2 separate regions of the Homo sapiens genome follow, and region 2 is linked to region 1. A link is a loop called in an ENCODE intact Hi-C map of the cell type or tissue named here. Cell type or tissue: HCT116. All regions are shown on one strand. Region 1 overlaps LOC105378258 (a long non-coding RNA gene). Region 2 holds the start of MIR7107 (microRNA 7107).

Region 1 (5,000 bases):
CATTTATGTATTCTCCAAGCCTCGCCCAGTGCCCAGCACGTAGTAGGAGCTCAATAAATAATAAGTGCCTTGGGCAGTAAGATAATGTCGTGGGTAAACCTCTGGCATTTAGAATCAGAGAACCTGGGTTTGAATCACAGCTTGTCCACTTCTTTGGTGTGTGACTCTGGGCAGGCCACATCATCTTGCTGAGACTCGATTTCTTCATAATGTAACATGGTGTGAACCTGCATCACAGAGTCTTGTGGGGATTATGGGAACTAAACTGTGAAAAGAGGCTGGGTGTGGAGGCTCGCGACTCTAATCCCAGCACTTTGGGAGGTCAAGGCAGGCGGATCACTGGAGCCCAGGAGTTTGAGACCAGCCTGGGCAGCATAGCAAAACCCCATCTCTACAAAAAAAAAAAGTACAAAAATTAGCCAGGCTCAGTGATGCATACTTGTAGTCTCAGCTACTCAGGAGGCTGAGGTGGGAGAATCACTTGAGCCTGGGAGGTGAGGTTGCAGTGAGCCCAGATCATGCCACGCACTCCAGCCTGGGTGACAGAGCCAGATCCCATCTCAAAAAAAATAAAGAATAAAATAAACTGTGTAGAGAGCCTGGTATACACGAAGTGCTTGATAAGTATAGCTATTGGAGTTAATATCAATACCATAATGTCAAAGAGCCCTGGTAAACACTCTGGGCTCCTGTCTGCCTTCTGAAAAACAAGGATTAAGCAGATCCCCTCTGTCTCTTCTGTACTAGGATCCTAGGAACTACAAATGGTGATTGTTTTAGGTGGGTGTGGAGCATCATCTTGTGGAAGAGAGGAAAATTGACAAAAATGTCGCAGTTTCCTATTAAGAATATATATTGGAATTCACAGTTTTTAAAATATGAGTACATATACCAAAAATGCCCTAATGCAAGGTGATCCCCAAATCCAATCAATTTTTCCAATGGACTAATAACAAATATTTGCCAGGGAGAAAATAAAAATGTGTTTGAGAATCACATGGATCAATGGGGAAAAACATAAAAATAAATGAAAAATAAAAATATGTTGGCATAGCCCTAATTACATAAGCTTAAGGGAAATCAAATATGCACTTCCAATATTTCGTTAATTTATTTAGATACAGCTATACATTTGTATATGTTATGGGGTAATATACAAATATTACTCTTTTCCACTTTCAGTTTTCAAAAAGATTTTGTAACTCAAGCTCTTCACAGGCATCTCCCACTTAGTGGTTTTCCCTCTCCAAGGCAATTTTTGAATCTTCTAAGCCTGTGTTTCAGGGCTCAGTATTTTTTACTCTGTTAAGCAGAGTGAGAGACAGGCTGTCATGAATCTGGACATTTTTATTTTTAATTTTTTTTAGACAGGGTCTCATTCTGTTGCCCAGGCTGGAGTGCAGTGGTTTGATCACAGCTCACTGCAGCCTCGACTTCCCAGGCTCAGGTGATCCTCCCACTTCAGCCTCCCTAGTAGCTACGGGCACATGCCACATGCCCGGCTAATTTTTTTGTATATTTTGTAGAGATGGAGTTTTACTATGCTGCCCAGGCTGGAAATCTGGACATTCTTAACAAACCTCAGTGACATATTTATGCGTTGTTAGGGCATTTTTAAAATGCATCCTATAGGTGCATACTTATGGCCTCCACAGTATCAATGTGGGATTTACTTTCTTTCCTTTTTTTTTTTTTTTTTTTTTTTTTTTTTTTTTTTTGAGACAGTCTGGCTGGAGTGCAGTGATGCCATCTCGGCTCACTGCAACCTCCGCCTCTGGGGTCAAGTGATTTTCCTGCCTCAGCCTCCCAAGTAGCTGGGATTACAGGCGCCTGCCACCACGCCTGGCTAATTTTTTTGTATTTTTAGTAGAGACGAGGTTTCATCATGTTAGCCAGGCTGGTCTCAAACTCCTGGCCTCAAGCGATCCTCCCGCCTCGGCCTCCCAAAGTGCTGGATTACAGGCGAGAGCCACCGCGCCTGGTCGCTAGTTGAGATCTTTAAAAGCCAATGTGTCTACCACAAACTGTCAGTTTGCTCTTCAAAATGAAGTTCTTGAGAGAACAGCGCCCCCTAAAGACAATTTTTTAAAAGATTACCTCCTTCCTGTGGATTATTGGTGAGGGGATAGGGGAGACCTAAATATACGCAACAAAACAAGTAGTAAAGGGGTGAGTATGTCTTTGCTTTTAGAAAATAAAGAGTCAATCCCAGGCCCCAGGACTCCCGGGGCTCAGCCCAAGCCCCCATCCCCTCACCCCAAGGAGCCAGCACCTTCTGATTCCGGGGCAGACACTACTGAGTTCCCGTAGGGAGACAAGGTCTGCTCCTGCAGCAGGAAATAGGGGATGGAGAGGTGGGGGCAGCCCAGCTCCAGGACACCCTGGGAAACTCCCAGCCTGAGAACCTTCCTCTCAAGGAAGCCCAAGGGGCACTTGGCTCCATCTCCAGCCTTTTTTCCTGGCAACCTCAAATGGAAAGAGAAAATTCCTCTTTCAAAGCTCAGCAAATTTTCTGTTTCCAATTAAAACAAAACAAAACAAAACAAAAAAACCCAAACAAACAAAACAAAGTTCAGTTTCAGTTTCCATTCTCAGCCGGCAGGAGAGATGGCTGCTGAACTAAGGCAGCCCAGCAGAGGGAGGCTCAGCTGATGCCTGGAGGGCCCCCTAGCCCTCTCTGCACCCTAAAAAGAGGAAAGTAAGCTTAGTGATTCTTCCGTCGGTGGCTCACGCCTGTAATCCCAGCACTTTGGGAGCCCAAGGCGGGCAGATCACCTGAGGTCAGGAGTTTGAGACCAGCCTGGCCAACATGGTGAAACCCCGTTTCTACTAAAAATACCAAAAATACCAAAAATTAGCCGGGCGTGGTGTCAGGTGCCTGTAATCCCAGCTACACAGGAGGCTGAGGTGGGAGAATCCCTTGAACCCGGGAGGCAGAGGTTGCGGTGAGCTGAGATCACGCCATGGGTGACAGAGCAAGACTCTGTATCAAAAAAAAAAAAAAAAAGAAAGAAAAAGGGCAGCTAACTCTCTCTCTAACCCACACCATCTCCCTGCCCTTCTGCAGTTCTGTGGCCTACTGGACAAAGGCTGGGAGTTGCCCCTTACAGGGCTGGGCAGAAGCAGAGACGATTCATTCCTGGTCCCACAGAGATGGCAGGCTTCCAGGACCTGTATGACACCCCTGGGGACAGGCTGGATGTCTTCATAAAACATCCTTCCAGTCTGCCTTCGTAAAACAGCCTCCAGCCCCAGGGAGACTGGAAGGATGAAGTGAAGGATGCCGGGCATTGAACTGAGCAGTTCTTGAGGGATCAGTTCTTCTATAATGAGCTGATTCTGGACCAGGAAGTCAGGGTGCTGAAGATGGCAAAGGTGAGCACTCAGGAACCCCCGGGGTTCAAATCCCAGCTCTGCCCTGTGGGACTGTGGGGCTGTGGGATAGGTAAGGGATGAGTTATTTTGTCTCTCTGAGCATCGGTCTCTTCCTCTCTAAAACCGGTTTCTAATGAACAATAAATGGGATAAAGCATAGAAAAGTGCTCTTAAGCAGTAAACTATTCTACAAATCTGGATGATGATGATGATGATGATGATGATGATGATGATGATTTGGGATCCAGCTCTCTAAGTGCCAGGGAATCAAGTGGACTATGGGTAGCAGGTTTGTATAAAATTTATGCCTTTTGGCCAGGCACAGTGGCTCACACCTGTAATCCCAGCACTTTGGGACGCTGAGTGGGGAGGATCACTTGAACCCAGGAGTTCAAGGCCAGCCTGGGCAACATTGCAAGACCTCATCTCAATTATTTAAAATTTTAAACTTTTTTATATATTATTTAAAAAAAATTTTTAAAGAAATTAAAATAAAATTTATGCCTTTTGTTTCCTCTTTAACCAGCCCCACTTAACCCCTAAAGTCATCAAGATCATCTATATTTTCCTTCTAAAATGGCACTGACTGGCCGGGCGCGGTGGCTCACGCCTGTAATCTCGGTACTTTGGGAGGCCAAGGCAGGCGGAACACGAGGTCAGGAGATCGAGACCATCCTGGCTAACATGGTGAAACCCCGTCTCTACTATAAAAATACAAAAAAAAACTTAGTCAGGTGTGGTGGCAGGCGCCTGTAATCCCAGCTACTCGGGAGGCTGAGGCAGGAGAATGGTGTGAACCCGGGAGGCAGAGCTTGCAGTGAGCTGAGATCACGCCACTCCAGCCTGGGTGACAGAGTGAGACTCGATCTCAAAAAAAAAAAAAAAAAGTAAAAAAATAAAATGGCGCTGACTGATTTTGTTAGAAACTACCTAGCAATTAGGTAATATCAGAGGGTACTCTCTGGGTTCAGAGGGTTTGTTAGAGGCTGACCATGGAATCAAATACGTATTTATAGCATGGTTTCCCCTGGGAAAGTACTAAACTATAGTTCAACTTTTAACATATCACCCTAAATCAAAAATGCCTTAACCATAAATCTAGATTTGGTTTATTTTGCTAGAATGAAAGACATCTAACATTATCTTAAGCAAATCAGACTTCACCTGGGAGTGGCAATGGCTGCCGAGAATACGACTGAAAAGGAAGGAAATGCAGCTTTAATGAATCTTCAGGCCAGGCACAGTGGTTCTCGCCTGTAATCCCGGCACTTTGAGAAGCCAATGTAGGCAGATTGCTTGAGCCCAGGAGCTCAAGACCAGCCTGGGCAACATCACGAAAACTTGTCTCTACAAAAAGCACAAAAAAATTAGCCAGGTATGGTAGCATCCACCTGTGGTCCCAGCTACTCGGGAGGCTGAGGTGGGAGGATCACTTGAGGCCAGGAGGTCGAGGCTGCAGTGAGCTGTGGTCATGCCGCTGCACTGTAGCCTGGGTGACAGTGTCTCAAAAAAAGAATCTTTAAATACGGAGTCGAAGGCAAATAATCAGGAGTGTTACTAGCAAACCCTGAGCTTCAAAACAGAAATTCGAGCTTCCATGGTTGCTTAAAAAGATACAACTTTGC
Region 2 (5,000 bases), 380 kb before region 1:
CGTGAGCCACCGCGCCCGGCCTGGTGATCTTTTTAATAAGCGTATGGCATGAGTCACCCCATGGCTGCTGGTGAGCTGGGGGCCTTGCCTTGCCTGGTGCTGAGGGGCCAGGAGTTTCACCCGCCAGTACAAATATCAATACTGTGCAAAAGGCAAATAACGTCTGTTATTCTGAAGACAGTTCTGACCTCCTAACCTTTCTGTAAAGGTCTTGGGAGCCCGCAGTCCATGGTCTGTGCCTTGAATACCCACTGGTGAGATGCAGCTTCATCTCATCCGCATGGATCTGGGCTGCGCTCACGCCCCTGCTCCTTTGGGGCTTTTCTGAATGTGAGGCCTTCCCTGACCTCCATATTTAAAATCAGCCCCCCTTCTGCCCCTCACTCCAGCCCTCTAATTTTTCCCCATGTCTCTGTCTCTAACATGCTCTGTCCATTTTGTCTGCCTCCCTCCACTAAAATGTAAGCTCTGGATGGCAGAGATTTTGAGCTGTCTTGTTCCTTGCTGTATCCCCAGCAATTAAGAGTAGTATCTGGCATGTGGAGGTAGTAGCCTGATACGTATTTCAATGAATGAGTGAGCGAATGTGCCTGGGCCACTTTCCGGGGGTCTCCTGGCAGGCCCAAGGGGAGCAGCTCATTGCCCTTGAACTGGCCCCCCTGGGGGTCCGTGCTCCCCACCCCTGATGACTTGTCTTGTTCTCCCTGGCTCCTCAGCCAGTGCTGCCCCACACCGCCGTGTGCCTTGTGTGTGGCGAGGCGGGGAAGGAAGACACGGTGGAAGAGGAGGAAGGCAAGTTTAACCTCATGCTCATGGAGTGCTCCATCTGCAATGAAATCATCCACCCTGGATGCCTTAAGGTGAGTGGCCCAGTGGGGACAGGTGGTGCTGACGCTCTGGGGCAGGTAGGGTTGCTGGAGATGCTGGTGAGATGGTGGGATGCAGGTCGTGCAGTGAATTCCTGGAGGACCCCTGAGTCTGGGTGATCCTGTGTGTCAAGGGATAAGCCCGGGGCAAGGAGGGCCTGGAGTACCTCAGAGACCCAGTGTCATCAAAGGAATAAACACACCCCCACCTCCCAGGATGTCAGAACCAGAGAGGGTTTCCAGAGCCTCAGCAGATGGCAAACACAGGCTGCTTGTTTGTAGCTGGGCCAGAGGAAGCGCCTCCAGGTGGCTCCAGGCTTCTGGGAGAACAAGGCCCCACACCACACTCCTTCCCCCAGCACCCAGTAGAGTCCTCTGCAGAGTCCTTTCTGCATGCCAGGCGCTGAGCTCATGGCTTTACCTGGGTCATACCCCCCCAGTGAGATGGGCACACTAACTTTTATGGCCGAGGGCACCAGCCCACAGAGACGGAGTGTCTTGCCCAGGGTCCCAGAGAAGCAAAGGGGCTCAGCCTCTGAACCCTGGCCTGGATCCACAGCTGCCCGTCTCTGCCAGCCTCTGCAGCTGTGTTTTCTTTTGCCTGGAAACGGGATAGATGTGACGTTGGGGAGGGGGTGCTGCTGCTTCTGGAAGACGTGGCGTCACAGAGCCTTGTGCCCGTGGGCCATCTTCTCCGCCCGTCCCTCTTCTGAGTCCTGGTGTTCCCCGCAGATTAAGGAGTCAGAGGGTGTGGTCAACGACGAGCTTCCAAACTGCTGGGAGTGTCCGAAGTGTAACCACGCCGGCAAGACCGGGAAAGTGAGTGCCGGGCTCCAAGTCCCAGGGTCAGTCGGGAGAGGGGCGGGCCTGGGCCTGGCCGGGACCAGCCTGTCCCAGGAGTTTCAGGCAGGTGGGTTGCCGTCGGCCTGGGGAGGAGGAAGGGCAAGTCCAAAGGTATACAGTTGGTCTGTTCATTCTCTCTTTTTGGCCTACAAGCAAAAGCGTGGCCCTGGCTTTAAGTACGCCTCCAACCTGCCCGGCTCCCTGCTCAAGGAGCAGAAGATGAACCGGGACAACAAGGAAGGGCAGGAACCTGCCAAGCGGAGGAGTGAGTGTGAGGAGGCGCCCCGGCGCAGGTCGGATGAGCACTCGAAGAAGGTGCCGCCGGACGGCCTTCTGCGCAGAAAGTCTGACGACGTGCACCTGAGGAAGAAGCGGAAATACGAGAAGCCCCAGGAGCTGAGTGGACGCAAGCGGGTACGGACCAGGAGGGGCTGGGAGGCAAAGGGGTTGGTCTGGCTGGTCCCGGGTGCTGGGTTGGAGGGATGGGGCAGGGGGTGGGCAGCAGGTAGAGCTTGGGATAATCCCGGCCTCTTGCTGCCCTGAGCAGGTCACCTAAGTCCTGAGAGCCCTGCCCCAAAGAAAGGAGGGGAAAACCAGCGAGTCACTCCTCTTCCCACTCCACCCCCCTTTAGGCCTCATCGCTTCAAACGTCCCCCGGTTCCTCCTCTCACCTCTCGCCGAGGCCCCCTCTAGGCAGCAGCCTCAGCCCCTGGTGGAGATCCAGTCTCACTTACTTCCAGCAGCAGGTGCTCCCACGACGCACGCCCTCCTGAGGCCCCGGGGACTGGCGAGTCCTGGGCTGTCCCCCACCCCACCCCGCTGGTCCTCCACCCCACTGCTGCCTCTCCTGAGGCTTCCCAGGTCTCGGCCCCAGATCTCTGGCTCGTGGTTCTGGCTTGGGGCCTGGGAAGCTGTCTGTGCCTAGAGCCTCTGTTGGTTGGGATGGAAGCTGTGAGTCCAGGGAACCTCTGAGGAGCCTGGTGGCCCTGCTCCACCCACGGGCCGTGCTGTCACCAGCCACAAGGTGGCGCCAGGAGTCTCTCCCAGCTCTAGCCATTCCTGCTGGGCCGGGGATTCCCACAGGGCTGTGCTCCAGAACTGGCTCCCAGAGCCGAGGATGATTTGAATGGGCGGCTGCACATCTCCAGGTCTGTGGGGTGGGAGGTCAGTTGGGTGGGAACAGTTCAACTGTACTCCTACTTCCAGCTTCTTCCTTGAAAGCTGCAGGCAGGGCTCGCCCGTCTGTCGGTCAGACGTGGAGATGGCATTTGTGGGGAAGGCCTCCCTCCAGCCCCTCCTCTGGAGACTGTGGACTCGTGGTGGGGTGGGGTGTCGAGGAGACCAAATCCCACGAGCCCGGGGAGCAAGCTCTGCGTCCTTTCTTTTTCGTGACAGCTCAAACCTGGCAAAGAAGATAAGCTTTTCAGGAAAAAGGTACCATCTTCCCCTCCCTCCTGTGCCCCAGGCCTGAGCGGTTAGAGCTGCACCGCAGCTCCCTGGGCCACAGTCCCGTGGCAGGGGGGCGGGAGGCCTTGGGCGGGCGCAGCCCTGAGCCCCAGAGGCTGACGCGTCTCCGCTCTCGCCCTCAGCGGCGGTCCTGGAAGAACGCCGAGGACCGCATGGCGCTGGCCAACAAGCCCCTCCGGCGCTTCAAGCAGGAACCCGAGGACGAACTGCCCGAGGCGCCCCCCAAGACCAGGGAGAGCGACCACTCCCGCTCCAGCTCCCCCACCGCGGGACCCAGCACCGAAGGGGCCGAGGGCCCGGAGGAGAAGAAGAAGGTGAAGATGCGCCGGAAGCGGCGGCTTCCCAACAAGGAGCTGAGCAGGGAGCTGAGCAAGGAGCTCAACCACGAGATCCAGAGGACGGAGAACAGCCTGGCCAACGAGAACCAGCAGCCCATCAAGTCGGAGCCTGAGAGCGAGGGCGAGGAGCCCAAGCGGCCCCCGGGCATCTGCGAGCGTCCCCACCGCTTCAGCAAGGGGCTCAACGGCACCCCCCGGGAGCTGCGGCACCAGCTGGGGCCCAGCCTGCGCAGCCCGCCCCGTGTCATCTCCCGGCCCCCACCCTCCGTGTCCCCGCCCAAGTGTATCCAGATGGAGCGCCATGTGATCCGGCCACCCCCCATCAGCCCCCCGCCTGACTCGCTACCCCTGGACGATGGGGCAGCCCACGTCATGCACAGGGAGGTGTGGATGGCCGTCTTCAGCTACCTCAGCCACCAAGACCTGTGTGTGTGCATGCGGGTCTGCAGGACCTGGAACCGCTGGTGAGCGGCGGCCTGTGTAGGGCTCTAGGTTAAGGCTCAGGCGGCACCAGGGATGGCCCGTGGTGTGTGGAGTCGCTGGCGATGCTCTTTCCTTCCAAACCCCAGTATGGCTTCATTGTGCTCCGCAAAGCGTTCCAGCTGGCTACAGCGGCCCCTCTGGTCTTGTCAGAGGAGGTGACCCCGTTTATTCCGATTTAGCTTCCTGGAGGGTGAAGTGAGGACCACGTGGAGTCCTTGGCTTCGGAGAGTTAGTCCAGGTTTCCAGCAAGGCTGCGAGTTGCAACTTCAGTCCAGCCGATATTTACCAGCTTTCTGGCCTTAGCTCTGCCTTACCCTCTTGGATGAACGGGCATGACGCCAGCTTCATGGGGGTTGTTTGGAGGAACGGCCGGTAGAGGGCGTTGTAAAGCCCATGGTAAATACTTGATGGAGGCCGGGCGCAGTGGCTCATGCCTGTAATCCTAGCGCTTTGCGGGCGGATCACTTGAAGTCAGGAGTTCAAGACCAGCCTGGCCAACAAGGTGAAACCTCATTTCTACTAAAAATAAAAAAATTAGCCGGGTGTGGTGGCGCACACCTGTAATCCCAGCTACTCGGGAGGCTGAGGCAGGAGAATAGCTTGAACCTGGGAGACGGAGGTTGTGGTGAGCAGAGATTGCACCACTACACACCAGCCTGGGAACAGAGCGAGACTCCGTCTTAATACATACATACATACTTGATGGAGAGTGGAGGCCATGGCTGTTAGAGCAGGTGGGAGGTGCCCGCGTGGGGGCAGGATAGGTGCTACATAGAGAAGGGTCCAGAGCGCTGAGTTAAGGAGCCTCCCAGAGGTTGTTAGGTGGGGACAGTTAAGAGCTGTGTGTGGGCTCCCTAGAGGAGCCCCACCTCTGACGATGTGTCCCCACGGGGCCGGTCCCCAGGTGCTGCGATAAGCGGTTGTGGACCCGCATTGACCTGAACCACTGCAAGTCTATCACACCCCTGATGCTGAGTGGCATCATCCGGCGACAGCCCGTCTC

Evidence for each region. Peaks named below come from ENCODE experiments on the same cell type or tissue, not always from the same donor. Only the 100,000 strongest peaks of a DNase experiment are listed, where the experiment ranks them.
Region 2: a loop joins it to region 1, with 9 times the contacts of the local background. A loop is called at or near these places in 7 of 110 quality-filtered maps.

Annotation. Positions count from the first base shown.
Region 1 is chr12:121,057,824-121,062,823 of GRCh38, reverse strand. It overlaps LOC105378258 (a long non-coding RNA gene), which reads left to right. Exons shown (of 4, transcript XR_007063492.1): 4 at 3,068-3,534. It also overlaps the pseudogene OASL2P. Among named protein-coding and RNA genes, the nearest start is that of OASL, 21 kb to the right of the region's middle. RefSeq lists enhancers at 2,243-2,422, 2,443-2,612, 2,733-2,822. In HCT116, CTCF peaks have their summits at 775 and 2,096; DNase peaks (open chromatin) are centred at 783 and 2,043; H3K4me3 peaks cover 1,079 bases; H3K27ac peaks cover 448 bases.
Region 2 is chr12:121,441,135-121,446,134 of GRCh38, reverse strand. KDM2B (lysine demethylase 2B) reads left to right here. Exons shown (of 23, transcript NM_032590.5): 14 at 717-860; 15 at 1,599-1,685; 16 at 1,863-2,123; 17 at 2,342-2,455; 18 at 3,105-3,143; 19 at 3,299-3,978; 20 at 4,902-5,000. MIR7107 (microRNA 7107) reads left to right here and starts at 1,783; the gene lies at 1,783-1,862. In HCT116, CTCF peaks have their summits at 2,713 (motif pointing right) and 4,375 (motif pointing right); DNase peaks (open chromatin) are centred at 2,754 and 4,368.